Regions from separate parts of the Homo sapiens genome. Here region 2 is linked to region 1. Evidence: read pairs that join two places in POLR2A ChIA-PET (ENCODE). Cell type or tissue: MCF 10A. All regions are shown on one strand. Links, peaks and the distances in the headings refer to the core of each region. The heading gives the core; the rest is flanking DNA. Region 1 overlaps EEA1 (early endosome antigen 1). Region 2 overlaps EEA1 (early endosome antigen 1).

Region 1 (16,953 bases), core at 4,604-12,603:
CATAGCTATAATATTTGAATATTTGTAGTAGCAAGAAAAATAAAAAATAGAAAGTATACATGGACCATTTCTCCTCCACACCAAAGTATAATACAGTTGTCATGAAGAAAAGTACTCATGTGATTGAGTTATACTGAACTAGCCACACTTTTTTTTTTATGAAACACCACTTTTACTAGAAAGACCGACAGACTATTAATATTCGGACTTGAGTAGGAAGGGAATCTGTCACTTTAAAGAATAGAATTGATAGTATTTGTTGCCAGTGATAAAACTCAAGCTTTCAAATACAGCTTAGAATTTTGGAAAACATGTATCCACCACCATGAGCTTGACAGCTTCCTCATATTTAAAGCCTAATCTGAGATTGATGGTGATATTGACAAATGTGACTGTTTTTATATTGTACAATAAAATGTATCAAAATTTGGAAGATCTGAGTAACTCAGTGAACCAATATTTTCCACATGACTAATGCATGATCTTATAAAATCACGCACAGGAAAAGATCCACTCAAAAGGCAAGATAGATCAAATTTTAATGTTACAGTGTACAAAAAGTCCACTGACTCGGTTTCAGATTCCACATTGTCACTAACTTTTAAGACACTATTATCAAATTTGAGCACAGTATCAAATAAAGAAAGCCACAATTATCTGAAAAAGTATTAAAATATTCCTTCCTTTTCCAACTACATATCTGTATGAGACTAAATTTTCTTCATATACTTCAACCATATACTACAATAGATTTAATGTAAAGGCAGATATGAGAATCTACCTGTCCTATATTAAGCTAGACATTAAAGAGGTTTCCAAAAATGTGAAACATCACAACTATTCTTGCTGAATTCTTTTGTTTTAGAAAATGGTCATTTTTCATAAGAAATGCTATTTATGTTAATATTTAATGAGTTAATGTTTTTTAAATAAATTAATATTTTTAAATTACTTTTAAATTTCGATATGACAAGTGTCCATAGATATAACCTCACCCAAAAATGGCTCTTTGGAGTCCTTAATCATTTTGAGAATGTAAAAAGAAGTGCTTGCCAAGGGCAGCAAATTACCCTGAAACTTCATGGCAGCAAATTACCCTGAAACTTCATGGCAGCAGCCTAAAACAATATCTATTATATCATATAGTTTTTGAGGGTCAGGAATCTAGAAGTGGCTTAACTGGGTGATTTCACCTCAGGGTCTCTCATGAGGTTATAGTAAGCTGCTGGCCAGAGCTACAGTTTCTGAAAACTTGACTAGGATTGGAGCATCTACTTTCAAGCTCATACACATGGCTGTTGGCAGGAGGTTTAATATTTATAGCTAATTATATTTCTCTTTATTCCCTTATGCCCTATTTTTTTCTTTCTTGACTTTTTCCTTATTATATTTCACGAAAATGTTAAGTTATTACAACTTAACCAACACATTCACATCTCTGAATAAAAGGGTTTCATAACTCTCTACTGCCCCACCACCAAAAAAGTAAAGACAAAGGGAAAAAGTATTAATATTAGTACCTCCCCTAACCCCAAACAAAATACTATATGTTGCTCTTTATTTTTTGAGATGGAATCTCACTCTGTGGCCCAGGCTGGAGTGCAGTGGCATGATCTCGGCTCACTGCAATTTCTGCCTCCCATGTTCAAGTGATTCTCCTGCCTCAGCCTCCTAAGTAGCTGGGATTACAGGCATGTGCCACCACACCCAGCTAATTTTTGTATTTTTAATAGAATGGGATTTCACCATGTTGGCCAGGCTGGTCTCAAACTCCTGACCTCAGGTGATTTGCCCGCCTTGGCCTCCCAAAGTGCTGGGATTACAGGCGTGAGCCACCGCACCTGGCCAATGTTGCTCATTTATAAAGAAACAATACAGAAAATACTAACATTTAAAAATACAAAACAAAGTTGAAGGCTTATCTTCCTGATTTTAAAACTTATTACAAAGCTACAGTAATCAAAACAGTGTGGTACTAGCATAAAGATGGACATAGAGTCCAATGGAATAGAATAGAGAGCCAGAAATAAACCTTTGCATATATTGTTGCTATGGTCTGAATGTCTGTGTCCCCCCAAAATTCATATACTGAAACTCTAACCCTCAAGGAGATGGTATTAGGAGATGGGGCATTTCAGAGGTAATTAGGTCCTCAGGGTTGAGTTCTCATGAATGGAATTACAAAAGAGGCCCCAGTGAGGTCTCTTGTTCTTTTCACCATGTGGGACACAGTGAGAAGGCACCATCTATGAACCAGAAAGCAATGTTTCACCAGACACCAAATCTGCTAGTGCCTTGATTTTGAACTTCTCAGCCTCCAAAATAGTAAAAAATAAATTTCTATTGTTTATAAGCTACCCAGTTTATAGTATCTTATTATAGGAGCCCAAACAGACTAAGACAATGGTCAAATAATTTCTGACAAGGGTGCCAAGATTATTCAACGGGGAAAGGACAGTCTTTTCTACAAATGTTGCTGGGAAAAATGGATATCCATGTATAAAAGAATAAAATTAGACCCTTACCTTATACTATATACAAAATTAAATCAAAATGGATCAAAAACCTAAACATAAGACCTAAAAATTAGAAAACTCTTATAAGAAAACAAAAGAAAAGCTTCATGACACTAGGTTTAGCAATGATTTTTTGGATATGACACCAAATAGACCTTAACAAAAATGAAAGTAGATAAATTAGACTACATCAAAATTTAACATTCCTACAGAATGGGATAAAATATTTGCAAATCACATATCTGATAAGGGGTTAATATCCAGAATATATAAAGAACTCCTACAACTCAATAACAACAATGAAACCCAGTTTTGTTGCATATGGCCAGCAAGCACATTAAAAAATGTTCAACAACGTAGTCATTAGGGGCATGCAAATCAAAGCCACAATGAGATACCACCACCCTATACCCATTAAGATGGCTACTCTCAAAAAAGAAAAAGAAAGTAAGTGTTGGTGAGGATGTAGAGAAACTGGAACCCTGGTACAGTTGGTGGGAATATAAAAGGGTTACAGCCACTATGGAAATTAGTATGGCAGTTCCTCAAATAATTAAAAATAGAATTATCATATGATCTACCAATTCCACTTACAGGTAAAGAATTGAAAGCAACGTGACAAAGAGATATTTGTACAGCCATGTTGAAAGTGGCATTACAGCCAAAAGATTGAAGCAATCCAAGTGTCTATCAGCAGATGAATGAATAACATATATACATACAACAAAATGTTATTCAGCCTTAAAAACAAATTCTGACAGAAGCTATAACACAAACGAACCTTGAGGACACTATAAGTCAGTCACAAAAAGACAAATACTGTTGGATGTAGTAACCCAAAGTTGAAAAAATTTAAAAAACAACATTTTTAAAAGACAAATACTGTATGGTTCTATTTATATGAGGCACCTAGGGTAGTCAAATTTTAGAGACAGAAAGTAGAATGGAAGCTTCCAGGAGCTAGAGAGAAGGAGTAATGCAGAGTTAACAGTTATAGAATTTCAACTTTGCACAATGAAAAAAGTTCTAGAGATTGGTTTGCACAATAATGTGAACATATTAAACACTAAAAAAAAAAAATAAGTCACATTGTACTATGCCAATATATTTTTTAAAGTATGTAAGATTAATATTTAAAATACATAAAATCAATTTGCTATTATATATAGCTTTAAAATTCTCACCTGATTTTTTTGTGTTAATTCATTAACTGAACTTTTCAGTTTTTGTAGTTCCTGTACATATACAGCAACTTCCTGGGGGCCTTTGGCAAGTTCACTCCTTAGCTGGCTTATTGTGGCCTAACAAAACAAAACAAAACAAAAATTAAAGCAAACTAAATTGTCTAAAAGATAAAAAAAATGAAAGTATATAAAGGTTTTAAGAAAACAAATTTTTTGTTGTTGGAATTTTCAATTTTGTTCTTTATCCTACCACCTATACTGCCACATTATGCTTTTTTCGGCTTACGACAAATTTTTACAATTTAACTAAGATGCATAACTTCATTTATTTAGTAATACATAAAATGAAAATCTGGCATCCTACTTTAAGTTTCTGAAGTATCAAATTGCAAACCTAAATTTACTGGTTCTTAAACTCTATACTTCAATCTTCCAGAATTTAAAGATAATATGCCAGTTATATCTACATTTCCTCCCAACTTCTATAGCATAAAATTATCCTTTTACTTTAAGACATGTATATACAAACATGCAACACAGAGCTTGATATTAGTGAATCATCTTTCTAAATTGTAAAGAAAATATCTTTGTCCAAAGAAGTTACCAAGCTGAAGTTATACACAGCTTCCTTAAGCTAGATCACTATATGGTCAGGTATAACCGTCAGGCATGAACTTGCTTTAGTGCATTTTAATTATTATTATTTTTTTTTATACAGGGTCTTGCTCTGTCACCCAGGCTTGAGTGAAGTGGTACGATCACAGCTCACTGTAGCTCTGAGCCTCCCCGCTTCAAGCAATCCTCCCACATCAGCCTCTCAAGTAGCTAGGGCTACAGGTGTGTGCCATCACGCCCAGCTAATTTTTTTATTTTCTGTTGAGACAGGGTCTTACTATGTTGCCTAGGCTGGTCCCCAACTCCTGGGCTCAAGCGACTCTCCCACTACGGCCTCCTGGGATTACAGCCATGAGCCACTGAGCCCAGCCCATTTTAATATTTTAAAAAATGTGAAAATCACTTTTTATTACTAAAGCAACAGTTTGATCATTTAAAAATAATATAAGACAAAGACAGGTAAGCAAAGATCTTGGAAATAATAAATTTCGAATACATAAAAGCTGAACCATTACAGAGAAAGACGAAGTATTTTTTTTTAAGTATGGTCTGCTGCAAATGACATTGACAAAATAACTTTCTATTATATTAATATTTCTAATATTGCTTATCGGCTTTACTTTCCACTTTATTTATAAAGTTACAATCATTTCCAGTGTCTATTTCTTTATTACTGAATAAACTTTATAATATGAATAAGATACAAGTTTTAAATTTTTTCTTAATACTTATACTTATTCATATCATATATTACAAATGAGTGCTTTCATCTTCAAGGGAGAAATCTCAGAAGGCTACTAACTTATCACGGCAACAATGCTATTATTTAAGAGATCATTGGCTGATCTTCTTTTGGAAACCCTTCCAGAGTGTGTGGAACTTATTTTTTTAAGGGATTCTCAGTGGTGGTGTATCCTCATCCATTTTATGGTGGCTTTGATTCTAAGTTTTGGAAACCAACAAGTTTATAGGCAAGGTAAGTGACTGAACTGAAAGATCAAACACTTGGGCTTATTTTATTTTAATAATTATTTTATTTAATAACCATTTTATTTTAATAACTTGGGCTTATTTTAAAAATCAGAAGGTAAGCGATTGGACTGAATGATCAAATTCTTGGGCTTATTTTAATAACCATAAATTAACAAAATTAGTTTTTTTAGTGTGTTCCAGATGGGCTAAAAGTCAATGAAAATAAGTTTCAAAAATGCTTTTAGGAATGGAATATGTCTGAGATATGTGCATGGCCTGACCTTTTTGGGAAAACATTCACTTAAAAGTACAAATTCTGATGCAATGAAAGGCAATCTGTAACATTACCATATTGTTACACCTTATACACAGTGCTTCAGTATCATATGTAACAGCTGATATGTTAATATATACATAATCTTATACAATTCAAAGAAGAAAATGTTGAAATATTCATGTATTTTCAACTACACTCAAGTTAAAGGCCTACCCTAAAACCATCTGTCTTAAACTGAACATGTAACCTTGAAATGGATTTAGCTACTGTGAGTTTATTTCAAATTACTATTTCTAATAATTTTGAATCCCAAAATTATTTTGTTAGTAGGGTAACAATTTGACTATTTTAACTCACTATGTTTTAATCATATAGCAAAAATGCCAATTTATTACAAAATAAAATATCACATTTAAATCCCTACTTGTAAATATCTTATCAAAAAAATTTGCACAGGTTCCTGGCACATAACGCACAGAAATAATAACAGTATATATTAAAATGCAAATTATGTGTATATCTCATTAAATATCATGATTTCATATTGAAGTTCATAAAATTTATTAAGCCAAGTGTAAGGTCTATCTTGCTGATAAATTCCAACATGTAGAAATAAGAATTTCTAGTAAGAATAAGAATAGAATTTTCCTTATTAAATAAGGAAAATGTAAAGCAAACACACTCCAAAATATCCTATTTTAGAGCTTTTTTGTATCCTATTTTATAGCTTTTAGATATGCTCTTACTGTATAAGGTTAACAACTAAAAAACTGGACATTAAGTGTATCATTTACACTTTGTACAACAAATTTGGATATTGTGAAAACTAAAATTTTTATATAGATAAATTCCAGCACTTGAAACTTTAAAATTTACTCAAGGGGACAATAAGGAAAGATTTGGGAAGACTTATACATCCAGAGGCCAACTTTAGTTATGAAGAAGAGGAGTGAGGAGAGTGAATTCTGGAAAGGCTTCCCCTTTTCTATTGCACATTATGAATCATTAATCTTTTACAATAATCACATATTATGTTTATATTTGGGGAAAAAATAAAGATTAAAGACAGACAATAATTACAAAAGACAAAAAGTAAATACAATCCCTCTTCAGATATCACTATGGGTGAAGTTCAAAGATCTCTATTCATACTGACCTTCTTCTCTAATAGGCCAAGATTGTATGTGCCTTGGACTTTAACCTTCTCCTGGGAATCCTAGCTCCCACTGCTTAACTCTGACTCTTGCTTATTTCATTCTTCTCACACATATCCTCCATGAGATCTTCCCCGACAACTCTAAAACTGTTCTAAAGTATTCCCACTTCCACTACCGCCCATATGCACTTTATTTTTCTTCCTCGCAGCCCTTATTATTACCTAGCTTTCTATCATGATTCAGTGTACTTGTACAGTCTGTTGTTTGATTTCCACAAAGGATTAAGCCTTATGGGAGCAAGCATTCTGTCTTATTCAGTATTTTAATCCCCACACCTAAAGTAGTCCCTGACACTTGGAAGACCCAAAAAGACTCACTAAAGGAATGAGTAATTATACCTCCAAAGAGATAATAGATATTTATTTCCAAGGAAACAATATATTAGATCCTATAAAAAGTTTGCACTTCCTTGGTTTTCTGAAATGTTATTGAATTCAATACTGAATTTTTACTAAAAAACTTTACAAAATAAGGAAAGATATTTCAAGCAAACATCCTGCTGGTGCATTAGAATTAAAATTATTGTTTTAATATGCTACAACTATAAGTAAATAATCATTTTAAAATGGTTGAAGCTATGCATGATTAGCAAAACAAAAATGAGCATGTCTTCAAAGCTCTAAGATTGCCTTAAAACATAAAATTGCCATATAACAATTGAAGGTGACACATTAAGGGTATTATTAATATTAAAAAGCCTCCCAAAATCACATTACCTCAAGTTTAAGCATCTCCATTAGAAAGCAGAAAAAGTAATAACAAAATGGTGGATGAAAGGTGGCAGACAAGACTGACAAAAGTACACACTGAGCACATAATTAAAATGACCAAACATGCCTACACATCTAGTCTCTTAAAGAAGCATACTTTAAAAGATATTTAAATACTTTCATAGCTATGCATGGGTATAATCATACTTATTCCATATCTACATGAACATTTTAGCACTTAAAACTGGGATTCAATGAGTTTATTTGGAAAAAAGTAAAATTCTTTAAAAATCATTTCCATTAAATACTACACCAAATATAAGTTGATTACAGCTTAGATATTTTCAATAATGTAGATTTGTATAAATATACTTTTTAACCTTTAAATCCTCAATTTCCAATCCATAAAACAGCCAATTATCTATAAAGAATTTTCAAATGCTTTAGAATGAGATATTTTCTATATGCCTTCAAAAATACCCAGGCAAAAAGAAGTCAATGAATTCATAAGGTATGCATTCAATGAAAATAATAAACACAAGGACATACATAGTTAATAATGTACACCAGATTATGTATCTTCAGCCCCAACTAGGTATACTAGTCAAATAAACATTTATTTGAGCTAAATGTTAAAACACATATTCCTAAAATTGCCATTAATTTTGTTTGAAATAAATGTTTACTTGAGATTTTAATTTTTTTTCTTTTTTTGAGACAGAGTCTCACTCTGCTGCCCAGGTTCGAAGTACAGTGACATGATCTTGGCTCACTGCAACCTCCACCTCCCGGGTTCAAGGGATTCTCCTGCCTCAGCCTCCCAAGTAGCTGGGATTACAGGCATGCGCCACCACACACCCGGCTAATTTTTTGTATTTTTAGTAGAGACAGGGTTTCACTGTGTTGGTCATGCTAGTCTTGTACTCCTGACCTCAGGTGATCCACCGCCTGGGCCTCCCAACGTGCTGGGATTACAGGTGTGAGCCACTGCACCTGGCCCTTAAAAATAAATTTTTAGCTTCTTTAATTCCTTTGTATGTGTTTTGTTTCTGATGCCAATATTTAGGTTTGGTAAAAACAGCAACATCCATAATAAAAATTGTTGTATTAAGTCCTATAATTCACTAACATACTTAATTGAAAATAACTAGAATTGAATTTTAATAAATTAATAAAACGTCATATATTCAGATTAAGGAAAAGCTAAAAAACAAATGCAGTTATAAACAAATAAATGAGATGAAGTAATTAGTAATTTTTTTCATATGGAAATGGTATGACACAACTCAAAAGTATTTTAAGCTATTACCCAATACAAATATTACAACACACAATATGGCAAAATTAGAAAAGTAATTAACAATAAGTTTTAGGACAAGATTAATAGCACAAATTTACTTAAAAGGCAATCATCAGACCACCTAAATTAGGAGACAACATAATAAAAAGGGAATGACACAGGCTTTGGACAAAACCTGAGTTCCAACCCTAGCTTTTATATTAGGTGTGACCTTGAACAATTTACTTAATCTCATTGCCTCTCAGATTCCTCACATGTAAAACATACTTAATAGTTAACTTACAGGGTTATAAGAAACAAATGCGACCACGTTTTAAGTGCCTAACATAGTATCCAAAACCTACTGGTGCTCAAAAGAGTAAGAGTTTGTTTCTAATAATAATATTATTCTGACTCTTAAGTTACCATTTCCTAAAGTTATTCAAAATATTTTAACATAGCCAAGGTCTCATTCATCACTACATATCTATTAATTAAATAGGTAATAAGTATTATTATTTTATTAAAAATATAATGAAATATTAAATCACCTATTCAGTTACTCAGCACAAATAAGTTCCTTTCTAAATTTATTTCCAAATACTTGAAAAGATAAATTTTTATGAAAATTTAAATGAAAACACGAAGAACTGATTTCTAAGCCATTTTCCTTCTTTCCTAGAAATACCTTTTCTAGAAAAAAAAAAAAAATCACCATTTCTTACAAAGCCCTGTTTGCAGGAGGAGACGATGGAGGGAGACACTAAATTCTTTCACCTCCCTATCTTTCATAACTCTAGTCATAGAATGGGTGTGGTGACTCACATCTTTAATACCAACACTTTGGGAAACTAAGGCAGAAGGATCTGCTTGAGGCCAGGAGGTCAAGACCAGCCTAAGCAACATAGCAAGACCCCATCTCTACCAAAAATAATTTGTTAAATAAAGAAAAACAAAAAAACTCTAATCATAGCTTTTTCATCTTAAATGACTTATTCTCCTTAGATATAAAGGTATTTTAATCTACAATAGAAATATAAATTCATAAAACACTAAAAATTCTTAAATAAGAATTTATTAGAGTAACTCTTAAATATTACTTAGAAATGAGTAATTCTTAAATTAGAGTAACTCCTAAATGTTACTTAGAAATGTCTTCCCATTAGCAAGTTATATTATATTCTCACCTTTTTTTTTTTTTTTTTTTTTTTTTTTTGAAACAGGGTCTGCCTCTATCGCCCAGGCTAGAGTGCAGTGGTGTGATCATGGCTCACTGCAGCCTCAACCTTTTGGGCTCAAGCAATCCTCTCACCTCAGCTTCCCACCTAGCTGGGAGTACAGGTACGTGCCAGCACGTCTGGCTAACTTTCTATAGAGACAGGATTTCACCATGTTGCCCAGGCTGGTTAAACTCCTGGACTGAAGCAATCTGCCTGCCTCAGCTGCCAAAGTCCTGGGATTATAGAGGTGAGCCACCATACTCAGCCTGTATTTTTTTTAAATGCAAGTAAACATGTAAATTTATTTTCCTTGTTAATGTTCTATTTGTTTAAAAAGTATATGCATAACTCCAAAACTTGCAGCTGGAATAAGTCAGAGAGGACTCAACTTTAAAATACATATTCCTAAAACTGACATTAATTTGGTTCTGTTTTAGTCACCATAATACATTTATTTTAAAATTTCAAATAGCATTTAAGATATTTTTTAATCAAAAGGGAGTGTATTTTTTTTTAATTTGAGAAATACCAATAGGCAGACATATCTAAACAAAAATAGTTCTTACTGATACAAAGAAATAAATGACTGGGTTCACCCTGGTTTAGGTATTTTGACATTAACATCTGAATAGCACTTTTCCTCATGAGACTTCTTTGATTCAGCCTCTCCTTGATTTCACATTTGTACTTATAGATTTATCATTGTCTTCTGCTGATTAATAATACCAGTAGGACAAGAGCTTTTAACTGGCTTCAGTAAGTTCATGAACCACCTGAAATTGTTTGAAAATTTTTGGAATTAAGTGTTATTGGGCTACAAAGTGTCAATTTTGGAAAAACTGCATCCAAATATCATAAGTTAGAGAGTGTAGTGTTAGGCATCATAAGGCCTTACATGCCTATGTGTGTTATATCCACAAACTTTCACCATCTCTTCCCATAAGATAAAGAAAGATTTTTAAAAATGAATTAGACATGGGTTATCTATAATACTTATACCCCAAAGCTTGATGACATGTTATATTTGTGAATAGAGTGGCTTTTAGATCACCAGTTACAAAACTCTAAGGAAGAGATTCAAATTAAAATGTTACGGTAACAACTTTTTAAACTGAAAATATGAAAATCAGAGGTCTACTTTACATAAGGGAGCTTAAAGACTACAAATAACAGTAGTCATAACAAAATGTCTCCTATAATAAAGTAAAAAGGACAAAGGCTAGGATTTTTAAGCACATTTATGTATTATACATCTTAGAGTTTATTAAATGCTGACATATTATACAAGGGATTTACAGGCCAAAGTCATGTCATGTAAGAAATAGTAGAAGAACTGAAAATGTTTATCTTGGAAGAGAAATACTCCGAATAAATATGAGCAGTCTTCAAATACCTCATGTGGAAAGAGGAACAATTTATTCTGTGTAATTCCTAAGGACAGAACCAGAACCAGCGCATGTAAATTACAGGGAAACAAATGTCAGCTCAATAAAATAGACTTAGGAAGAAATATGCACACCGTACACCACCTAGCAAGGATTGTGGATCACTTAGCAGGGTTGGCATAAAGGGAAGTTCTGGACTGAATTTAGACTAGTTCAAGACTTCTTTCAAATTCATAATTCAAAGTCCATCAATTAGAAATAAGCTTATGGCCGGGTGCAGTGGCTCACGCCTGTAATCCCAACACTTTGGGAAGCCAAGACAGGCAGACCGTCTGAGGTCAGGAGTTCGAGACCAGCCTGGCCAACATGGTGAAGCCCCATCTCTACTAAAAATACAAAAATTAGCCAAGCGTGGTGGCAGGCACCTGTAATCCCAGCTACTTGGGAGGCTGAGGCAGAAGAATCACTTGAACCCGGGAGGTGGATGTTGCAGTGAGCTGAGATCACGCCACTGCACTCCAGCCTGGGTGACAGAGCAAGACTTTGTCTCAAAAAAAAAAAAAAAAAAAAAAAAAAAGAAATAAGCTTATTACAAAATAAGCCTTTCTTAAATATATTTTCTAAACAAAATTGGTAATATAATTGTAGAAAATGCTATCATTCTTCCTTTAAAGTCAATTACCATTTATCAACCAACCTTGAGTAAATTTAACCTTAAATATCATGTCAACAATATATATATTAAACAGAATAATAATCTTTATGCAAATATTCCTGAGTGTCTAGCTTTATAAAGCAAAACATACTGAGAGACCACATTGACTATAAACAAATATTATTCAGATCAAAAATGAAAGAAAGACAAATATTTTGATAGGCCACTCAGAAAAATCTCAAATCCTGGCTTCACTCAATAGTATACACTACACAAGCTAATATGAATCACATTTAAGTACAATGAACTTCATTACCTCTGAGCTAGCATATTGTGACTGCAATTTTTTGCATTCATCTTTGAGTTTTTCAGATTCTCGCTCACGTTCCAAGGTCATGTTATCCATTAGTGTTTGAACTTGGACCAGTTCTTTCTTTAGCACGGCAACATCTTCTATACCAGGTCTCTGAAGCTGTGAAACAACACATTTTAATTAAAAATTAAAGTGAAAAACTAAAATAATACACATTTTTAGAATCATTTCACTACAAAGGAATCAAAAGGGAAACAATCATCAATATCAATTTTTAGACTTCAAACATTGAACACTGATATCTTCTCCCACAATAAGCCACTTCCTCTTCCCATCCTACCTCATATTTAATAGTATTAATACTCAAGGTGCTGTATAGTAAATTCACAATTATCTTTACTACTTTATTTGTTTTCCTTCCCTTCACAAACTACATCTATTGGTCATAACAGTGACTTGAAAATGCTACATTCCTTCTTTTTCTATCCTACAAAACTGGTAATAAAAATGAAGGAGCAAATGAAAGCATAGAGTTTGCTCCAGGTTGGATGTAGTTAATTTATATATTTATTGAGAGCTAAATAAAGGAAAGAAAGTCAAGGACAGATCCAAGATTATTAAGTCTTGGGAGAGTATTAGAGATGTATGGTTCCAATAACAGAAATACAGTAATGAGGAAACATGATTACTTTGATTTTATACTTGTTGAATTTGAAATTAAAGCTAGAAATTCAACACAAAGTACCCTAAAAGCAGATGGATTTATAAAACAAACATGCAAGAGAAGACCAGGATCAGAGATGCAGATATGAAAACTACTAAAATGACAGATGATATTTAGATAGAAACAACAAAAATGTTAAGGTAGTAAGTTACGTATCATAACATTCCATTTTTATTTTAAAAATCATATACAGAATATATATGCAGGTGGTAGAATATAGGGAATTGCTTATTTCCTGATTTCACTCAAATTATATTTTTAAACATTTTCCTTCAGGGTATGTATTTTATTTTTAATTTAGAAAGGTATAAGAGTACATCTCAATAAATAATTCCTAAATTACCAGTTCCGTCTTCAGATCTTGAATTACAGTTGCCTCTTTGTTTAATTCTTCTGTCAGACGTGTCACTTTTTGTTCAGCAGCTTCTCGAAGACTCCTTTCTTCATCATACTTTGACTTTATATCTAATTAAAGATAGTTATATAAATATTAGTTTAAGGGGAGGACAGTTTTATAAGTTTCCATATATTACTCTGCATATCTGTATATCACTCTAATTCAAATTCACATTCCTTAGATAACCATAAATATATACAGTAAATTTATACTTCTAATTACATGAAATGAACTTAAAATTAACTGTCTACATAAATTCCACTCAACATTAAGTTAATAATTAGCATTTTAATGTACTTAATCACATATTTTACCTAAAAGCACATGTTAAAAACATATATATGTAATAGTATAACCAAGTGTTACATTTATACTACATTATTTACTTCACTTCTTTAAAATGTTCCTTTTTAATCTTTAAGCATGCCACAGAAGAAAATGTATCTTCTCTAAATTTCAAGAAGAATCTACAAAGAAACACCAGTCCTTTGAAGGCAGGCAGCTAGAGGACAAACAAAATAATTTACATAGCAACTCTGAAATCATTAAATTCCATTAATCACCATTGGAAGTCTATCACAAATGCTTTAACACACTAAAATACTATATTTATTGCTAGGGTATATAATGGCAAAAAGGTAATGAGATTGATTTATTGGCTAAAAAATTCTAACTCAATTTACCTGCAATTTCAGTAGCAAGTTGGGCTGCTTTCTGTTCAAATAAGTCTTTCATTTGCTTAATATTAAAATTTTCTGTTTGGGCTTCTTCTAATTGCTGTTCCAAAGACTGTAGTTCTACAAAAAAGTGTCGCAGTTATTCAAATACCATGTTAATTACATATGCTAAATTGTTATTACTTATATTTATTACAGTTGTAAAGATGATCAACTTAAGTTTATTATCCAATTACAAGTAGTATTTTGACACTTCAAGAAATTAAGTATATCTGCTTCACTTAAGGTACAAATCATAATTTACAAACATACACTACAAATGAAATGAATATTTAGAATCACTGCTAAATAATCTATAAATATTTTATTACAAGTTATTTTGATTTCACATTTCACAGTTATTTTCCCATATCCATCAAATGACCAAAAAGGAATACACCCCTTATCTTTTTTTTAAGAGATGGGGTCTCGCTATGTTACGGAGGCTGATCTTAAATTCCTGGGTTCAAGCCATCCTCCCCTATCAGTATCCCAAAGTGTTGGGATTATAGGCATGAGCCACCAAGCCTGGCTCAAAAAGGAAAACATTCTGCTCCTCTGATAAAATTAGTTATAAAGCGGGATGTTGGAAATGGTTAAGATCTCAAGGCCTTTTAATTCATTAAAGTATGCAGTCAACTCCTAATACTTCATCATAAAGAAAATAAACTATCTTACTCTTAATATAGACTTAAAATTTCATTAAACAACCATATTAATGTAATATTCCAGAAGTTTCTTACTTCAAAATATAATGAACTAAAAAAACTAAACTTTTAGTTAACTGATTAAATTATGAAGTTCACATGTAACTCTCTACACCTAGAATATGACCATTATCTTCACTGTTTTAGAGTCATAAAGCATAACCATGAAACAAAATTCATTTGGCAGGCATCAAAGAAAAAGAAAGGAAAACAAATAAGAAGAAAAAGAAAACTGACAAAATATCTGCTTTAAGTAAAGTTACCTGCTGATGAATCAGTCACCAACCCATCAGGTTTGGCCTCCTCAATTAAAACAAAAGACATAAACAAATGAATTAAAAGGAAAAGATAATACTGTTAAAATGGTCAATGTTAAAAAATCTCTGAAAGTCACTTTCTTTCAGGTAAGTAGTAAGATTTTGGTGAAAATTTAAATTTGGTGGTTTCCATTCTTCCAGATCTGTAAGAGACCAGCAGGCAGACTAGCCTAATGATCTAACTTCAGTTTATTAGTTCTAACATAGATTTTTTTGTATGTTAATATATATGAAGTTATTATGGTCATCTTAAATTCCATGAATTCAGTAATAAATAAATAGCACAATTATTGTAATTATAAATATAGATTCTAAAACAAATACTTAAGTCAACTGGCAACATTCAATCGTATTAGTATGTAGCTTTGAAATAACTTCTAACACTAACATAGTTTGCTACATGGATGCTACATATTTTGCTGTCATAAGAACTTGGAGTGTTATCCCCCTCCGCTCAAGCATGTAATACCTGTTAGACCCCATATGTGAGAACTTGGAATGAACTTCTCCTCTCTTCAGTAGTATTACATCAGACCTTATCATACCGCAGATCTGAGCTACTGACCTCAACTACTGGACTTCAAAATACATATTAACCAAAGAGTTTGAAAGATACTTTGAAAGCTTAGGCCATGGCAGGCTGCACTTTTTCAGCTGCTTTCTTTGAGACTGGCAGCTCATGCTGCAATAGGGCCATATCCTATTGGCCTTAGATCTTTGAGTCTCGGCAGCCAACACCTACATCTCCTCTAGCAGCAGGAGATCCCCATTGTCTGGGATCTCCACTGTTTTGGATGCCATCTCTCCAGAGAGACTGCTCATAAAAAAAGGTACACCTCAACCCTTTTAGACTTTACTTTTCACAAAAGCCTGCTTCCATCCTGAGAAAGTGACTAGACTTTAATAATTTTGGAACTCACCCACTATATGGTTAATATACCTCATCTATTGATATTCCCTGTAAGATTTGTTCATGTTATTTCTCTCCCTTTTAAGCACTGTGAACCGAAGAAAATCTCTCTTTGGCAATAAACCATGCAATTCATGAAATCATACTTCAAATCATGCTTCTTATTACAATCAAACAGAACACCTATAATAGTTGAACATTTGCATTAGTTAAAACATGCTATCAAGCTATCACTACTAAAACTTGCATTAGTTAAAACATCCTATCACGGCCGGGCGCGGTGGCTCACGCCTGTAATCCCAGCACTTTGGGAGGCCGAGACGGACGGATCACGAGGTCAGGAGATCGAGACCATCCTGGCTAATATGGTGAAACCCCGTCTCTACTAAAAATACAAAAAATTAGCCGGCCTGATGGCGGACGTGCCTGTAGTCCCAGCTACTAGGAAGGCTGAGGCAGGAGAATGCTGTGAACATGGGAGGCGGAGCTTGCAGTGAGCCGAGATCGCGCGCCACTGCACTCCAGCCTGGGTGACAGAGCGAGACTCTGTCTCAAAAAAAAAAAAAAAAAAAATGCTATCAAACTATCACTACTAAAAAAATTGGCTTTATAAGCATAAATTTTTAATTCAGGACAAGTCAACTTTAAAAGAAGCAGAAATAACAGATTCCATAAGGCTTAATTTGTCACATGTATTAGGAACAAAATAATATACTACCTTGGCATTATTTTTATATTTTAAAGAATTATACCCATCTGAAAGAGTTTAATAAGGCATTTCCTAGTATATCTGACTTTTTGTTTCTCTATACATTGAACTAAGACATACTGATTGCTAA
Region 2 (16,953 bases), core at 3,360-11,359, 52 kb after region 1:
AGTTGGGGTCTTGCTCTGTCACCCAGGCTGGAGTGCAGTGGTACAATCTTGGCTCACTGCAACCTCCACCTCCCAGGCTCAAGCGATCCTCCTATCTCAGCTACCCAAGTAGCTGGGACCACAGGTGCACACCACCACACCCAGCTAATTTGTTGTATTTTTGGTAGAGACGAAGTTTCACCATGTTGCCCAAGATGGTCTCAAACTCCTGAGCTCAAACGATCTGCCCACCTCCGCCTCCCAAAGTGCTGGGGTTACAGGTGTGAGCCATAACGCTCAGTCCACCATTGTACTGTCAGCAAAAATCAGAAAGTCCTCAAGATGCAAGTTCAAGGAAGAAGAAAAAAAATCAGAAAGTTCTCAAGATCCAAGTTAAAGCAAAAAAAATCAGAAGATGCAGAACTAAAATGCAGATCTTCTGATTCCTTTGACAATGCTTTCTCTTTTCTTTTTTTTTTTGAAACAAGAGTCTTGCTCTGTCATCCAGGCTGGTCTCACTCTGTCATCCAGGCTGGAGCATAGTGGCACGATCTTGGCTCATTGCAATCTCCACCTCCTGGGTTCAAGCAATTCTCCTGCCTCAGACTCCTGAGTAGCTGGGACTACAGGCACATGCCACCATGTCCAGCTAATTTTTTTTTGAGTAGCTGGGACTACAGGCACATGCCACCATGTGCAGCTAAATTTTTTTTGTATTTTTAGTGGAAACGGGGTTTCACCATGTTGGCCAGGCTGTTCTCGAACTCCTGACCTCAAGTGATCCCCCCACCTTGGCCTCCCAAAGTGCTGTGATTACAGGCATGAGCCACAGCGCCCAGCCGGCAATAGTCTCTTTTCTACACAAACTAAAACTACAGTGATTCAAGTGGTGCAAAAAAGACCAATGCAGCCCAAGTTATCAAGTCCCCATCACCTACCACTCAAACCAATCATTACCATCCAGCTCCAATACTTGATATGACACCATCAGAGACACATTTTGGAGGGTTAAAGGTCTTTTCCCCCTGTACCATTTATCACTTAGCATTATCATTCATTAAAATCTAGGTGTTACTTTTATATCAAATTGCTTTTTGGATGAATCTGAAACCTAGTAAAACACTGGGTAAAAAGAGATTTAGAGCACAAAAACTGACTCAATAATACTCATCAAAAATATATATGGTATATGCTAGCATTATCCACACTTTACAAATGAGGGAACCAAGGCATAGAGACTAAGTAAATTGCCCAAGGTCAGATGGGTAATAAATGAAAGAAGGGATTTTAATTAGAGCAGTGTGGCTCTTAATCACTAACCAATACTGCTTCTCTGTTAGACATCTCCACTGAAATGCCCCTCAATCACCCAAGATTCAAAACACCTCACTACATATTTGCCTCAACATGTGAACATCCTGTACATCACTACTAAATGTTCAACCTAAATCCAAATAAGGATGAATTCATAATGCTATATTCATCAAAATGATTATAAAAACTATATACAATGGAAAAATATACACAGTATGATTTAAATTATATATAAAAACTACTGATATAAGAAAAAAGATTAAAAAGAAATATTCCAAAATTCAAATAATGATTTCTGTAGCAAGACAGGAATCTTCATTTTTATTTTTTTCAGTTTTCATTTTGCTACTTTTTTTTTCAGAATTTTAGATCCATACTTGAATTGCTTTTATCTTGAAAAAAATGTTTTATGTTAAAGATAAGCAAACCTCCAGTTTAATAGCCAGCATTCCTTTTTTTTTCCTCATGCAGATACTTTGCACATTTATTTACAGGCATATCTCATTTTATTGTGTGTCTCTTTATTGCACTTTGCAGATGTGGCGCTTTTTAGATATTGAAAGTTTGTGTCAACTCTGCCATCAAGCAAGTCTATTCCTGCCATTTCTTCAAAAGCATGTGCTCACTTTGTATCTCTGTGTCACATTTTGGTAATTATCATAATATTTCAAGCTTTTTTATTATTATCATATCTGTTATGGTGACCTGTGATCAATGATCTTTGAAGTTACTACTGCAATTGTTTTGAGGCACTACAACCCATACCCATATAAGATGGCCAACTTAATTGATAAATGTTGTGTGTGTTCTGACTGCTCCACTCACTGGCCATTTCCCAGTCTCTCTCCCTTCTCCTTGAGCCTCCCTATTCCTTGAGACACAACCATATTAAAATTAGGCCAATTAATAACCCTATAATGGCCTCTAAGTGTTCAAGTGAAAAGAAGAGCTGCTCATTTCTCACTTTAAATCAAAAGCTAGAAATGATTAAGCTTAATGAGGAAGGCATGTGGAAAGCTGAAACAGACTAAAAGCTAGGCCTTTGTGCCAAACAGCCAAATGTGAATGCAAAGAAAAAGTTCCTGGGGAAATTAAAAGTGCTACTCCAGTGAACACACAAATGATAAGAGCACAAATTGCTGAGAATGTTTTAGTGACATGGATATAAGTTCAAACCAGCCATTAACGTTCCCTTAAACCAAAGCCTAATTCAGAGAAAGGCCCTTCAATTGTACGAAGGCTGACAGAGATGAGGAAGCTGCAGAAGAAATGTTTGAAGGTAGCAGAGGTTGGTTCATGGGATTTAAGGAAAGAAGCTGTCTCCATAACATAATAATGCAAAGTGAAGCAGCAAGTGATCATGGAGAAGCTGCAGCAAGTTATCCAGAAGATCTAGCTAAGATAATTGATGAAGATATCTATATTAAGTAACAGATTTTCAATTCAGAAAAAAACAGCCTTCTATTGGAAGATGTCATCTGTAACTACTATAGCTAGAGAAGAGAAATCAATACTGGGCTTCCAAGCTTCGAATTCCAAGCTTCAAAGAACAGGGTAATTCTTGTTAGGGGTTAATGCAGCTGATGACTTTTAAGTTCAAGCCAATGATCATTTATACCGTTCTGAAATTCCTAGGACCCTTAAGAATTACGCTAATGCTACTCTGCGCTCTATACATAGAACAAGAAAGCCTAATTAATAGCACATCTGTTTACCACATGGATCACTGAATTTTTTTTTTTTTTTTTTTTTTTTTTTTTTTTTTTTTTTTGAGACGGAGTCTCACTCTGTCGCCCAGGCTGGAGTGCAGTGGCCCGATCTCAGCTCACTGCAAGCTCCGCCTCCCAAGTACATGCCATTCTCCCGCCTCAGTCTCCTGCCTCAGAGTAGCTGGGACTACAGGTGCCTGCCACCAAGGCCGCCTAATTGTTTTTTTGTATTTTTAGTAGAGACAGGGTTTCACCGTGTTAGCCAGGATGGTCTCGATCTCCTGACCTCATGATCCACCCGCCTCAGCCTCCCAAAGTGCAGGGATTACAGGTGTGAGCCACTGTGCCTGGCTGGATGACTGAATATTTTAAGCCCACTATTAAGAGCTGCCACTGGAAAAAAAAAAAAAAATCCTTTCAAAAATATCACTGTTCATTGACAATTCACCTGGTCACCCAAGAGCTCTCCTGGAGGCATACAAGGAGTTTAATGTTGTTTTCATGCCTATTAATATAACATCCATTCCGCAGCCTATGGATCAAGGAGTAATTTTGACTTTCAAGTCTTATTATTTAAGAAATATATTTTGTAAGGCTATAACTACCATAGATAGTGACTCCTCTGACAGATCTGGGCAGAGTGTGTGGAAAACCTTCTAAAAAGGTCACCATTCTAGATGTGATTAAGAACATTTGTGATTCATGGGAGGAAGTCAAAATATCAACACTAACAAGAGTTTAGAAGTTGATTCCAACCTTCATAATGACTGTGAGGGGTTCAAGACTCCAGTAGAACAGATACGGTGGAATCAGCAAGACAACTAGAATTAAAAGTGGAGCCTGAAGATGCGACTGATAATTTTCTTTTTTTTTTTTTTCTTGAGACGGACTTTTGCTCTGTCACCAGGCTGGAGTGCAGTGGTGTGATCTCAGCTCACTGCAACCTCCACCTCCCAGGTTCAAGCGATTCTCCTGCCTCAGCCTCCCGAGTAGCTGGGACTACAGGTACGTGCCACCACGCCCAGCTAATTTTTGTATTTTTAGTAGAGACAGGGTTTCACCATGTTGGCCAGGATGGTCTCGATCTCTTCACCTCGTGATCCACCCACTTCGGCCTCCCAAAGTGCCGGGATTACAGGTGTGAGCCATCGCGCCTGGCATGACTGATAATTTTCACAATAAAACTTTAATGGAGGAGGAATGGCTTCTTAGGGATGAGCAAAGAAGGTGGTTCCTTGAGATGAAATCTGCTACTGGAGAAGATGCTGTGAACACTGTTGAAATGACAACAAAGAATTTAGAATATTCCATAAATTTAGTTGATAAAGCATCAGCAGCTTTTCGGAGGATTGACTCAAGTTTTGAAGGAAGTTCTACTGTGGGTAAGATGCTATCAAACAGCATGCTACAGGGAAATCTTTCATGAAAAGAAGAGTTAATCAAAGCAAAACAGCAAACTTCATTGTTGTTTTATTTTAAGAAATGCCACAACTCCAGCCTGACCAACATGGTGAAACTCCGTCACTACTAAAAATACAAAAATTAGCCAGGCGTGGTGGTGCGTGCCTGTAATCCCAGCTACTCAGGAGGGAGGCAGGAGAATCGCTTGAATCCGGGAGGTGGAGGTTGCAGTGAGCCAAGATCGCACCACTGAAAGAAAAGAAAAAAAGAAAAAAAAAGAAATTGACACAGCTATCCCAACCTTCAGAAACCTCCACCCTGGTCAGTCAGCAGCTATCAGTATAGAGGCAAAACCTTCCACAAGCAAAAAGATTATGACTAGCTGGGCAAGATGGCCCACATTTGTAATCCTAGTGCTTTGGGAGGCCAAAGAAGGAGGATCGCTTGAGGCTAGGCATTTGAGACCACTCTGGGCAACATAATGAGACCCCATCTCTACCAAAAAAATACAAAAATCAGCAAGGCGTGGTGGCGTTCACCTGTAGTCCCAGCTACCAGTGAGGCAGGAGAATAGGGTCTGGAGGCAAGGAAACTAAGGCTGTTTCATGGCAACTTCCTAGAACTAAATTGAAAGGAAAACCCTAACTTTCCACACCTAAGTAACAAAAGGACCACAGGCTACTCCCTTTGACCTTTCCTTTGACCTTTTCTGCACAGATGGGAAATTGGCTATCCACAACAAATCAGACTGATTGTGGGCAAGTCTTCATTTGCATAGAAGTATAACTGTGTAGCTTTACCCTAGGCTCTGATTGGTTGCCTTTTGCAACCAATCAGATGTTTGCACAGGAGTGTGACCTTTGTAACTTTACTTCAGCCTCTGGTTGGCTGTTTTCTGCAACCAATCAGACTGAATGTGGGTTACCACTTCATTTACATGAGGTGAGCGTGAAGTGGCTAATCAGAAACGTCTAGGGGGTATTTGGACCCAAGAAGATGCTGTATCCAGGCCCTTGAGCTGCTGCTCAGGCCCACTCCCACACTGTGGAGTGTACTTTCGTTTCCAATAAATCTCTGCTTTCGTTCTTTTGTTGCTTCATTCTTTCTTTGCTTTGCTGGGCGTTTTGTCCAATTCTTTATTCAAAACGCCAAGAATCTGGACAACTTGCAGTCACGACCCTCTACCAGTGACAATAGGAAGGCTGAGGCAGGAGGATCACTTAAGCCCAGGAATTCAAAAATGCAGCGAGCTATGATCACACCATTGCATTATAGACCGGATGACAGAGCGAGACTCTGTCTCATCAAAGAAAAAAGATTACAAATCACTGAAGGCTCAAACGATTGTTGGCATTTTACAGCAATAAAATATTTTTTAATTAAAGTATCTATTAGACATAATGCTATTGCACACTTAATAGACTACAGTATGCCGTGAATATAATTTTTATATGCACTGTGAAACCAAAGAATTTATGTGACTCGTTTTATTGCGATACTTGTTTTATTGCAGTGATCTAGAACCAAGCCCGCAATATCTCCAAGATATGCCTATATACAAGTATGCCTATATACTTGTATAATTTTTATATAAATCAGGAAACTAGAACAAGTACAAAATAACAACCAGTAATTAAAGCTACAGAGAAATTCCCAAACTCTTCTCAAACATACTTCCTCAAAGAAGGGTATAAGATTAAACTTTTATTTTATATTCTGGATAGAGTATTAACCTAGCATGCCATGACAAAGGGGAAATAAAATGATCTTGAACCTTTTTTAAAGTACTTATGTTCTTTAGGATTCTCAGAAGAACTCAGGGTTCTGTGAGGTTCTGTCAACTAAAGAATGACAAAGAAGGAACATTATGGCTGGGTGAAATGGCTCACGCCTGTAATCTCAGCACTTTGGGAGGCTGAGGTGGGTGGATCACTTCAGGTTAGGAGTTTGAGACCAGCCTGGCCAATATGGTGAAACCTCATCTCTACTAAAAATACAAAAATTAGCTGGGCATGGTGGTGCACACCTGTAATCCCAGCTATTCGGGAGGCTGAGGCAGGAGAATTGCTTGGACCTGGGAGACAGAAGTTGCAGTGAGCCGAGATCGTGCCACCGCACTCCAGCCTGGGTGACAGAGCGAGACTCCATCTCAAAAAAAAAAAAGAAGAAGGAACATTACTTGTGTAACTATGTCTTCTTTTTTTTTTCCTTTTTTTCCCTTTTTTTTTTTTTTTTTTTTTTTTTTTTAGAGACAGGGGTCTCAGAATGTTGCCCAGGCTGGTCTTGAACTCCTAGGCTCAAGTGATCCTTCTCCCACTTCATCCTCCCAAAGTGCTGAGATTACAGGCATGAGCCACTGCATCCAGCCTATGTTTCAATAAAGATGGCTAGAGAACATCAGAGGCACACTTCAGAAAGAGACAGGTATCTTACTCATGAGTGAAAAAAAAAAAAAAAACCACAAACATTGTTTAGAGATGGAGGAGGCAATAACTGTATCCTGTCCAAGAATAGTAGCAACCACCACACCAAGGCTTATCCAAAACAGGTAGAAAGTGGCAGAATTTCAATAAAGTACTAAAGATGAAGAATGCAAAATGAATCTCTGGCCAAAGGCAAAAAAAAAAAAAAAATGAGAGGAGCTGGATATGAGGGGTCTCCATTTGGTTGTCGATACCAGGAGACAGTACCCACTACCCGAAATGATGAAATTGTAAGGCTTTCATCCTCAGAGAAGTCAGAGAAGGTTAAGCCAACTGAATACATGAGTGAAATAAACATGAATTTTAGATACCACCAATCTAGATCAAATCTCACTTCAGCCTAACTTCAATTTGCTACAGGCTTTAGAGAGGCTGCACTTTATTGCCAGGTCTTGGAGCCTGAGCACTACCTCCTGCCTCAGCGTGGTCGCTGACCCTTCTTCTGGGAGGTTTCCACTTTCTAGACAAGCAGACAAAGCTTGTGAAATAATCAAAGCAGTGATGCCAAGGATGTCATGGCAGAAGGCCTGGGTTCCTGAGTCACTGAGAGCTCAGAGGGCTGGATTTGACATTCCTGATGCATTACACAGGCACATTCATCCTGCTGACACTGTAATCTGTCCTCATTGGGAAAGTTAGGATCATCTTCCTGGGCACTGAATAGGGTCAGCTTTTAATCTGGTCTCTTCACTTTGTAGTGGGACAAAAGGTGTTGGAAGAATTAGGGGAGAGGGTGCAGTGGGCCTCTACTTTCTCCTTCCTCTTGCTCGTTCTCATTTTCTTTGTCCTTACAATCTTCCTAAAATGCCTATGCTTTTTTGGAAGTTGATCTAGCTTTCTTTTCTGGACTGGAGGCACAGCAGGATATTGTGAAACCTCAGCCACATGACTCTTGGGTGTCTCCTCCAATGGCTCTGATAATGATTCCAAACTTCTCTTCAGAGGGTGAACTTCCATTCTCCCTTGGGTGGAATTTATCTTCCACATCTTGAGTATTTGGTGATGAACGTTCAAGTCTTTAGTGACATGTTTGGGAGACTGGAGATTCCTAAAGTCTGTCACTGAGGACTTTTTTTTTAAAACCTACTATGCTGATCCTAGCCAGCTTTGCAGAAACAAGGAATCACAACAAAAGGGACCAAAAGTCAAATGATATTTTTAAAATGGTAGTTAGCACCCTGACTGTTTCCAATGACGTATCCTTAGCTATCACTGATACAGGAGATATACTCATTTCAGATTTCTCCCCTCGACTTATCTAAAGGCATTCAATGGCCTTCAGAAATAAAGTCCTCAAGTTGTTCTTAGCCTAGGGAATCTCAGATTTCCTAGTATAGTATGGAAGAGCAGGCCTCAGTCTCTACAGTCCCTTTAAACTTTCCCAAAATCTAACATTCTAAAACTGTCTAAATTTATCCAGAGTATGTCTTTACTGTGTGTTTTTTTTTTTACATTTAATGCCCACAAAATTTTCTTGTTTTAATATCAGCTACAGTTCTGCAAACACCAAAGCAAAATTCTTTCCCAAAATAATATAATTGAGACATGAATTTATAAATAAATAAAAGCCAGCTCTGGATTTAATGATACACTCATGGATGTGGCAAAAAGTAAATGGCGAAAATGTTTTAAAAGAGCATTTAAATTTTTTTTTGTAGTTGTTTTTTTTTTTTGTCTTGTTTTATTTTTTTGAGGCACAGTCTCACTCTGTCACCCAGGCTGGGGTACAATGGTGTGATCTTGGCTCACTGCAACCTCTGCCTCCCAGGTTCAAGTGATTATCCTGCCTCAGCCTCCCCAGTAGCTGGAATTACAGGTGCCCGCCACCACGTCCAGCTAATTTTTGTATTTTTAGTAGAGACAGGGTTTCACCATGTTGGCCAGGCTGGTCTCTAAATCCTGACCTCAACTGATCCGCCCACCTCAGCCTCCCAAAGTGCTGGGATTACAGGCGCGAGCCAACACGTCCAGCCTAAACTGGATATTTAATATAAAGAACCGTTCTATAAAACTAGAAATTCATTTTTGATTCATTAACATTTCAATAACTTCACACTACGATGGTATTAAGAACAATGAAAGACACTGGAAACAGGAAGTTATACTTCCAAAGAACTGTATTTTCCTCATTTCTGTTTCCTTTATTTTTCCAGATGCCAGATGGCTTTTCACCAAGGTTTTCCTTGACTGAGCCGAAGTAAGCAATTCAAAGAAATATTGTACTTTTTTTTATTTTTGTAAAGATGAGGTCTCTGTATGTTGCCTAGGCTCATCTCAAACCTATGGGCTCCAGTGATTCTCCTGCCTCACCCTCCCAAAGTGCTGGGATTACAGGTGTGAGCCACCATGGCCACCTGAAATAAGGTACTTCTACATAAACCTATTATCATCACCAAAAATACCCTTTCTCAAATTTGCCTACAATAATCCTAGTAAATATACCTAAGTAAAGCCCAAGAGGCATGGGGAGTAAACAGAGAAAAAAACAAGGAAACCCTCACAAGTCAGGGGTTTTTGATGTCCATATTTTAAATATACTCCTCATGATTGCTGTTAAATTATCTAAGAACTTCTTGTTTTTTTTTTTTTGAGACGGAGTTTCACTCTTGTTGCCCAAGCGGGAGTGCAATGGCATTATCTTGGCTCACTGCAACCTCTGCCTCCCAGGTTCAGGCGATTCTCCTGCCTCAGCCTCCCAAGTAGCTGGGACTACAGGTGCACGCCACCATGCCCAGCTAATTTTTTGTATTTTTAGTAGAAACGGGGTTTTTCCATGTTGGTCAATCTGGTCACAAACTCCTGACATCAGATGATCCGCCCACCTCAGCCTCCTAAGGTGCTGGGATTACAGGCATGAGCCACCGCACCCAGCCTTCATTCTTATTCTATTTTTAAGCCACTAAAATTCCTTTATTTCAAGGAGAAGCCCAAAAACAATAACACTAACCCTAAATAAAGCATATAAAGCATTCTAACTTTTTCACTTATAAAAGTTTTATTTTGCAAAAAGAATGGGATTGGAATGATTTATGCTAAAAATTTAAAGTGATAGGCTGGGCACAATGGTTCACATCTGTAATCCCACCACTTTGGGAGGTCCAGGTGGGAGGATCACTTGAGCCCAGGAAGTCAACGCTGCAGTGAACTGTGATTATGCCACTTTACTCCACCCTGGGCAACAGAGTAAGACCTTGTCTCCACAAAAAAAAGAATTTCAAATATTATTAAGATGGAACCAATCTTAAAAACAAGGTACACAATGGACCAAAAATAAAATGGAAACATAGAGTATCCAGGATTCTGGAACCTAAAACAGGTAGAGGCAGCTAAGTTCAGTAATAAGAACCAAAAACGCCCTGGATGCGCAAGGTAACAAGAAGCCAGGCCCACTGTGAGAACTTAGTAAGCGGGGCAAGGCAACTATCCCTTGCAATGAATAGAAACTCTTTAAAAAGCTGTAAATCCGGCCGGGTGCGATGGCTCACGCCTGTAATCCCAGAAGTTTGGGAGGCCAAAGTGGGCATAACACGAGGTCAGGAGTTCGAGACCAGCCTGGCCAACAGGGTGAAACCCCGTCTCTACTAAAAACACAAAAATTAGCTGGGTGTGGTGGCGGGCGCTTGTAATCCAAGCTACTCAGGACGCTGAGGCAGTAGAATCATTTGAACCTGGGAGGCAGAGGTTGTAGTGAGTCAAGATTGTGCCACTGCACTCCAGCCTGGGCAACAGGGCGAAATTCTGTCTTAAAAAAAAAAAAAAAAAAGGCTGTAAATCCTGCCACACACTGTTTAGGCCCAAAGTTTGAGCAGAGCTTTTCCAGGTAGAGATGAGAGGGCATTCCAACCAAAGCATTATTTGTAACAGCTTATAAATCATAAGCAACCTATATGTTCAAAATGAAGAAACTGTTAACTAAACTACGACGTAACTGTTCAACAGTCTTTTTTTTTTTTTTTTGAGACGGAGTCTCGCTCTGTCACCCAGGCTGGAGTGCAGCGGCGCGATCTTGACTTACTGCAAGCTCCGCCTCCCGGGTTCACACCATTCTCCTGCCTCAGCCTCCCAAGTAGCTGGGGTTACAGGCACCCGCCACCACACCCGGCTAATTTTTTTTGTATTTTTTAGTAGAGACAGGGTTTCACCGTGTTAGCCAGGATGGTCTCAATCTCCTGACCTCGTGATCCGCCCACCTCGGCCTCCCAAAGTGCTGGGATTACAGGCATGAGCCACCGCGCCCGGCCTGTTCAACAGTCTTGACAATTAATGGGATAAGTGTGTAGGTTATAAAAGCATGAAGGTTATGTAGAAAAATGAGAATGCAGTCGGAAGCGGTAGCTCACGCCTGTAATCCCAGCACTTTGGGAGGCTGAGGCAGGCAGATCACCTGAGGTCGGGAGTTTGAGACCAGCCTGACCAACAAGGAGAAACCCCATCTCCACTAAAAATATAAAAATTAGCCAGGCGTGGTGGCACGTGCCTGTAGTCCCAGCTACTCGAGAGGCTGAGGCAGGAGAATCACTTGAACCCAGGAGGCGAAGGTTGTGGTGAGCTGAGATAGCACCATTACACTCCAGCCTGGGCAACAAAAGCAAAACTCCATCTCAAAAAAAAAAGAAAAATGAGAATGCATATGATATATGATACATCTATTGTGAGAAATTAAAAAAAGAAAAAACAAAAAGAAAGAAAAGAATGTATATGATATAAATCCTGAATTTGTCAAAGAGGTAAATACAACATTTGTATATATTATGACTTCAATTACATAAAAATACATACACATAAAGAGATTAAAAGGTAATCATATAAGACCAATGAGTTTTATGTTAGGATGATTTTTTTGTTGCTACTTTTCCCCCTCATATTACTGAATAGATGAGATTTGTGTTAAGATGATTTTATTAACCACCCACCTACTTCCACCCATAATTTTTTGTTAGTGTTGTCATATTACTTTTTAAAGTTTTCTGATTTTTTTTTTTTTGAGACGGAGTTTCTCTCTTGCTGCCCAGACTGGAGTGCAATGGTGCAATCTCAGCTCACCACAACCCCCGCCTCCCGGGTTCAAGCGATTCTCCTGCCTCAGCCTCCTGAGTAGCTGGGATTACAGGCATGCACCACCACCCCGGCTAATTTTGTATTTTTAGTAGAGACGGGGTTTCTCCATGTTGGTCAGGCTGGTCTTGAACTCCTGACCTCAGGTGATCTGCCAGCCTCAGCCTCCCAAAGTGCTGGGATTACAGGCGTGAGCCACCATGCCTGGCCAAAAGTTTTCCGATTTTTAAAAAACCATTTGGCCTTGACAAAAAGATCCAGAGAATTCTAATTATCAAACACTCACCATTAATGTTTAAGTAGCTACAACCAAACAGACCAACTAAAGGAAAACCAGCTACAACAAAACTATTTCTCTATTCACTATACTTCTGAACAAATGTTTGAGTTTTCCACACCAATTCTCTGCAGCCACCAACTGTATGTCCCACAATTTAATTGAATTCTGACACTATCTGGAATTAGCACAGACCTCACAGACTAAGGGATCAGTCCCTTAAGACTGCCCTCCCCTTCTAACACCAATAGCAAATAAAAGGTCCCCAGGTTACCCACACTTTTGTCTACTTTGGCTACATGTCGGGAACCCTCACAACTCCCCTCCTCAGGTTTGATAATTTGCTATAGCAGCTCAAAGAACTCAGGGAAACATTTTACTTATGTTTACTCTAAAAGATATCTTAAAGGATACAAATAAACAGCCAGATGAAACAGTATGTAAGGGAAGGTCTGCAGGGCTCCCAAGCACAGGAGCTTCTGTCCCCATGAATTTAGAGATACATCACCCTCCCAGCACATGAATGCATTCGACAACCAGGAAGATCTCCAAAATCACTGTTTAAAGTTTTTACAGAGGTTCCATTATGTAAGCATGATTGACTAAGTCATTGGCCATTGGTGATTAACTCAATCTCTAGCCCCTCTCTATGCCTGAAGGTCAGAGGGTAGGGTCGAAAGTTCCATAGCCTTAATCTTGTGGCTAGTGTCTATGGCAACAAGTCCCCAACCTGAAGCTATCTAGGGGCCCATCAATATCACCTTATTAGCATAAACTCAGGTATTGCCAAAAGGTACTTATTATGAATGACAAATGACATTCCTTTCACCTCCATCACTCAAGGAATTCCAAGTTTTAGGAGCTCCATGCCAGAAACAAGAAAAAAGACCAAATATATATTTCTTATTATAACAATATTACATCAATATTTGAAATTATGAAAAAAATACATAGTATTCCAAGTATTTACTTCAAATAAGAACAGATGTTGGCTGGGTGTGGTAGCTCACACCTGTAATCCCAACAATGGGAGGCCAAGGCGTGCGGATCATTTGAGGTCAGGAGTTAAAGACCAGCCTGGCCAACATGGTGAAACCCCATCTCTACTAAAAATACACACACACACACACACACAAAGCTGAGCGTGGTGGCACACACCTGTAATCCCCTGGGGAGCCCAGGGCAGGAGAATCGCTTGAACCCGGGAGACCGAGGTTGCAGTGAGCCGACATCACGCCACTGCACTCCAGCTTAGGTGACAGAGAGACTCTGTCTCAAAAAAAAAAGAACAGATGTCTGCAATAAACAGGATATCCTAGACTGCTGGTAATAAAAACAAATTCATACTACAAGATCAGTATAAAACCGCATTAATCTCTGCAAAAAACTATCAAAGAAGCAAACACAAATTTGAGAAAGAACAGCACTTTACTGGGAGAAAAAATGTTATTGTTTACTTATGCAATATCTTAAAAAGAAATATCACTGTCACAGAAGTTTTAACAACCTAAAACTTTTTTGAAATAAATGATTTATCTATTGCAGACTAGTTGTTTACTGAGTATAATTTAGACATATATATATATATATTTTTAATAGGCAAAATCTCACTCTGTGACCCAGGCTGAAGTGCAGTGGCACAATCATGGCTCATCGTAGCCTCAAATTTCCTGGGCTCAAGCCATCCTCCCGCCTCAGCCTACTGAGTAGCTAGGACTACAGATGAGTGCCACCACACCTGGCTAATTTTCTTTTCTTTTCTTTTCTTTTTTTTTTTTTTCTGAGACAGGGTCTTACTCTGTCACCTAGGCTGGAGTGCAGTGGTGTAATCTCGGCTCATTGCAACCTCTGCCTCCTGGGTTCAAGATATCCTCCCACCTCAGCATCCTGAGTAGCTGGGACTATAGGCACATGCCACCACACCTGACTAATTTTTGTATTTTTTTTATAGAGACGGGGTTTTGCCATGTTGCCCAGGCTGGTCTCAAATTCTTAGGCGCAAGCAATCCACCTGCCTCAGCCTCTCAAAGGGCTGAGATTACAGGCATGAGTCATCATGCCTGGCCCTGGCTAATTTTCTTTAAGCAAAATTCTTTCTAAAACTGGAAAGGATACAAGTATTAGAAATTAAATAATATACAACTCAAAACCTTGGGGATTTATAAGCTATCTATAAGGATTTCTTATAAAATGTAACTTTAGGGGCCGGGTGCAGTGGCTCACGCCTGTAATTCCAGCACTCTGGGAGGCCGAGGCGGGCGGATCACGAGGTCAGGAGATCGAGACCATCCTGGCTAACACGGTGAAACCCCGTCTCTACTAAAAACACAAAAAAGGTTAGCCGGGCATAGTGGCGGGCGCCTGTAGTCCCAGCTACTGGGGAGGCTGAGGCAGGAGAATGGCATGAACCCAGGAGGTGGAGCTTGCAGTGAGCCAAGATTGCGCCACTGCACTCCAGCCTGGGTGACAGAGCTAGACTCTGTCTCAAAATAAAAAAAAAATTAAATAAAATGTAACTTTCAACACTGATTTTGTTACTCTATTTCATCTGCATCCCACCATAAAAACAAATTAGAAAGATTTTCACAAAAAGTTTGAAAAGCCATTTACTATATGCAGACCTTAAGAACAATGCTTTAAATACATTATGCAAGCCTTATACTAAATGGATAGACAAAGGGCTCTCACTAACCCTTTTCTACTATTAAGAGCTAAAAACGTAACATATAGATAAAGCGAGAAGTTATCTTTGCAAATAACAAATACTATTTCATGAAAAAAAATTCATGTAAAGTAATTGAGGGGTTCCCAGGGAGTTTTCATACTTGACCTCTTAGCTTATCACATACTCTTTAGGTAAATTCATTTACTCCCTTAATTTTCATTAACACCATTGCTGAAAATAATAAAACACTAACTTTAATCCAGACCTTTGCTGAGTTTCCAATTCATATTTTCCTGTCCTGCCAAATATATCTAATTGAATGCCTTGAGAGCACCACAAAGTCAGCTTATTCAAAACCAAATTCATTTATCTTTGCTCAAAGCTTTCACCCATCTACATTCTCCATCTCAGATTATAGAACCATCACACACTCATTTTGCCTAAATCCAAGGCATCACTCTTACTTGTCTCTATTCCTTAACCTTCACATCCAATCACCAAGTTAATTCAACTGCCCACTTAAATTTTGAATCTATCCCCCTTTCTCCATCTCCTTGGCCACTACCTTAATTCATGTTGCAATCATCTCTCACCTGGACGATAAAAGAGACCTAATATAGCACTCTATACCTCTACATCCACATTTGTAGTTGTTTACTAAGAAATCAAGCAATGGATTTCTCAAAGCATTGTAACCAAACCAAACTCTTCATTCATCTCAACACTTTACCATCCTAGGAAAAAGTTTACTTTCCTCACTATGTTCTCCAGCTTAGTCAATAATATCCTCATTTATCAAGAACTTCAGTTAAAACCTAAATGAACTATTAACCAGGCATGGTGATGGGCACCTGTTATCCCAGCTACTTGGGAGGCTGAGGCAGGAGAATCACTTGAACCCAGGAGGCGGAAGTTGCAGTGCACTGAGATCACACCACTGCGCTCCAGCCTGGGTGACAGAGTGAGACTGTCTCCAAACAAACAAACAAACAAAAATTAAAACCTAAATGAACTAAAACAGATATTTGCACACCAATGTTCATAGCAGCATTATTCACAATAGCTAAAACATGTAAATAATCCAATGTCTGTCAACGGATGAATGGATAAACAAAAGGTAGTATATACATCCACAATGAAATATTATTCAGCCTTTAAAAGGAAGAAAATTCTGATAACATGCTGCAACATGAAGCTAGAAATAATTATGCTAAGTGAAATAAACCAGACACAAAAGGATCACTATCGTATAATTCCACTTATATGAGGTACCTAGAACAGTTAAATTCATAGTGACAGGAAGTGGAATTGTGGTTACAGTGGGTTCAGGGGAGGGGAGGAATGAAGAGTTATTGTTTTATGAGTATGGAGTTTAGTTGTAATGATTGTACAACAACGTGAATACATTTCATGCCACTGGATTATACACTTAAAAATGGTAAAAATTGTATCTTTTAAATTACGTATATTTTGTCATAATTTAAAAAAAATTTTTTTAAAACCTAAATAAGTATTATATTGCAGGCATTACCATACAGACAAAATAATTATTTTAAGTATTTAAGAATGCAGAGTTTCTACTACATATCCTTTTGGGATATAGCACAAAGCCAAAAAAAATTGCTAAAAAAAGAAACAGTAAAATTAATTCAATAATCTTAGCCATAATATTCATATTGTTAATTTTAAAGCTATTTATGTATATTTTAGCAAAAAACATTTGCTAATGTTAAGAACCAAGATATTCAGTATAAGAAAAAATGATATAAATACAGAATCAAATAAGTAAAAAACCATTTTATATCTTAAATTTGAATTATCATTTGGGTTTTTGTTTCATTTTTTTCCTGAGACAGAGTCTGGCTCTCTCACCCAAGCTGGAGTGCAGTGGTACAATCTCAGTTCACTGCAACCTCCGCCTCCCAAGTTCTAGCAATTCTCCTGCCTCAGCCTCCTGAGTAGCTAGGATTACAGGCGTGCACCACCACACCCAGCTAATTAGTAAAGATGGGGTTTCGCCGTGTTAGCCAGGATGGTCTTGAACTCCTGACTTGTGATCTGCCTGCCTCG

What was found. Peaks named below come from ENCODE experiments on the same cell type or tissue, not always from the same donor. Only the 100,000 strongest peaks of a DNase experiment are listed, where the experiment ranks them.
Region 2: POLR2A ChIA-PET joins it to region 1 with 11 read pairs; 6 of 35 experiments call an interaction of 5 or more read pairs at or near these places.

The regions. Positions count from the first base shown.
Region 1 is chr12:92,838,765-92,855,717 of GRCh38, forward strand. EEA1 (early endosome antigen 1) reads right to left here. Exons shown (of 29, transcript NM_003566.4): 6 at 15,151-15,190; 7 at 14,148-14,261; 8 at 13,411-13,532; 9 at 12,347-12,502; 10 at 3,701-3,817. Among named protein-coding and RNA genes, the nearest start is that of EEA1, 82 kb to the right of the region's middle. In MCF 10A, for the core only: no CTCF peak of the experiment used is centred there; no DNase peak of the experiment used is centred there.
Region 2 is chr12:92,892,110-92,909,062 of GRCh38, forward strand. The region is part of intron 1 of EEA1 (early endosome antigen 1); the gene reads right to left. Among named protein-coding and RNA genes, the nearest start is that of EEA1, 29 kb to the right of the region's middle. In MCF 10A, for the core only: no CTCF peak of the experiment used is centred there; DNase peaks (open chromatin) are centred at 7,422 and 7,752.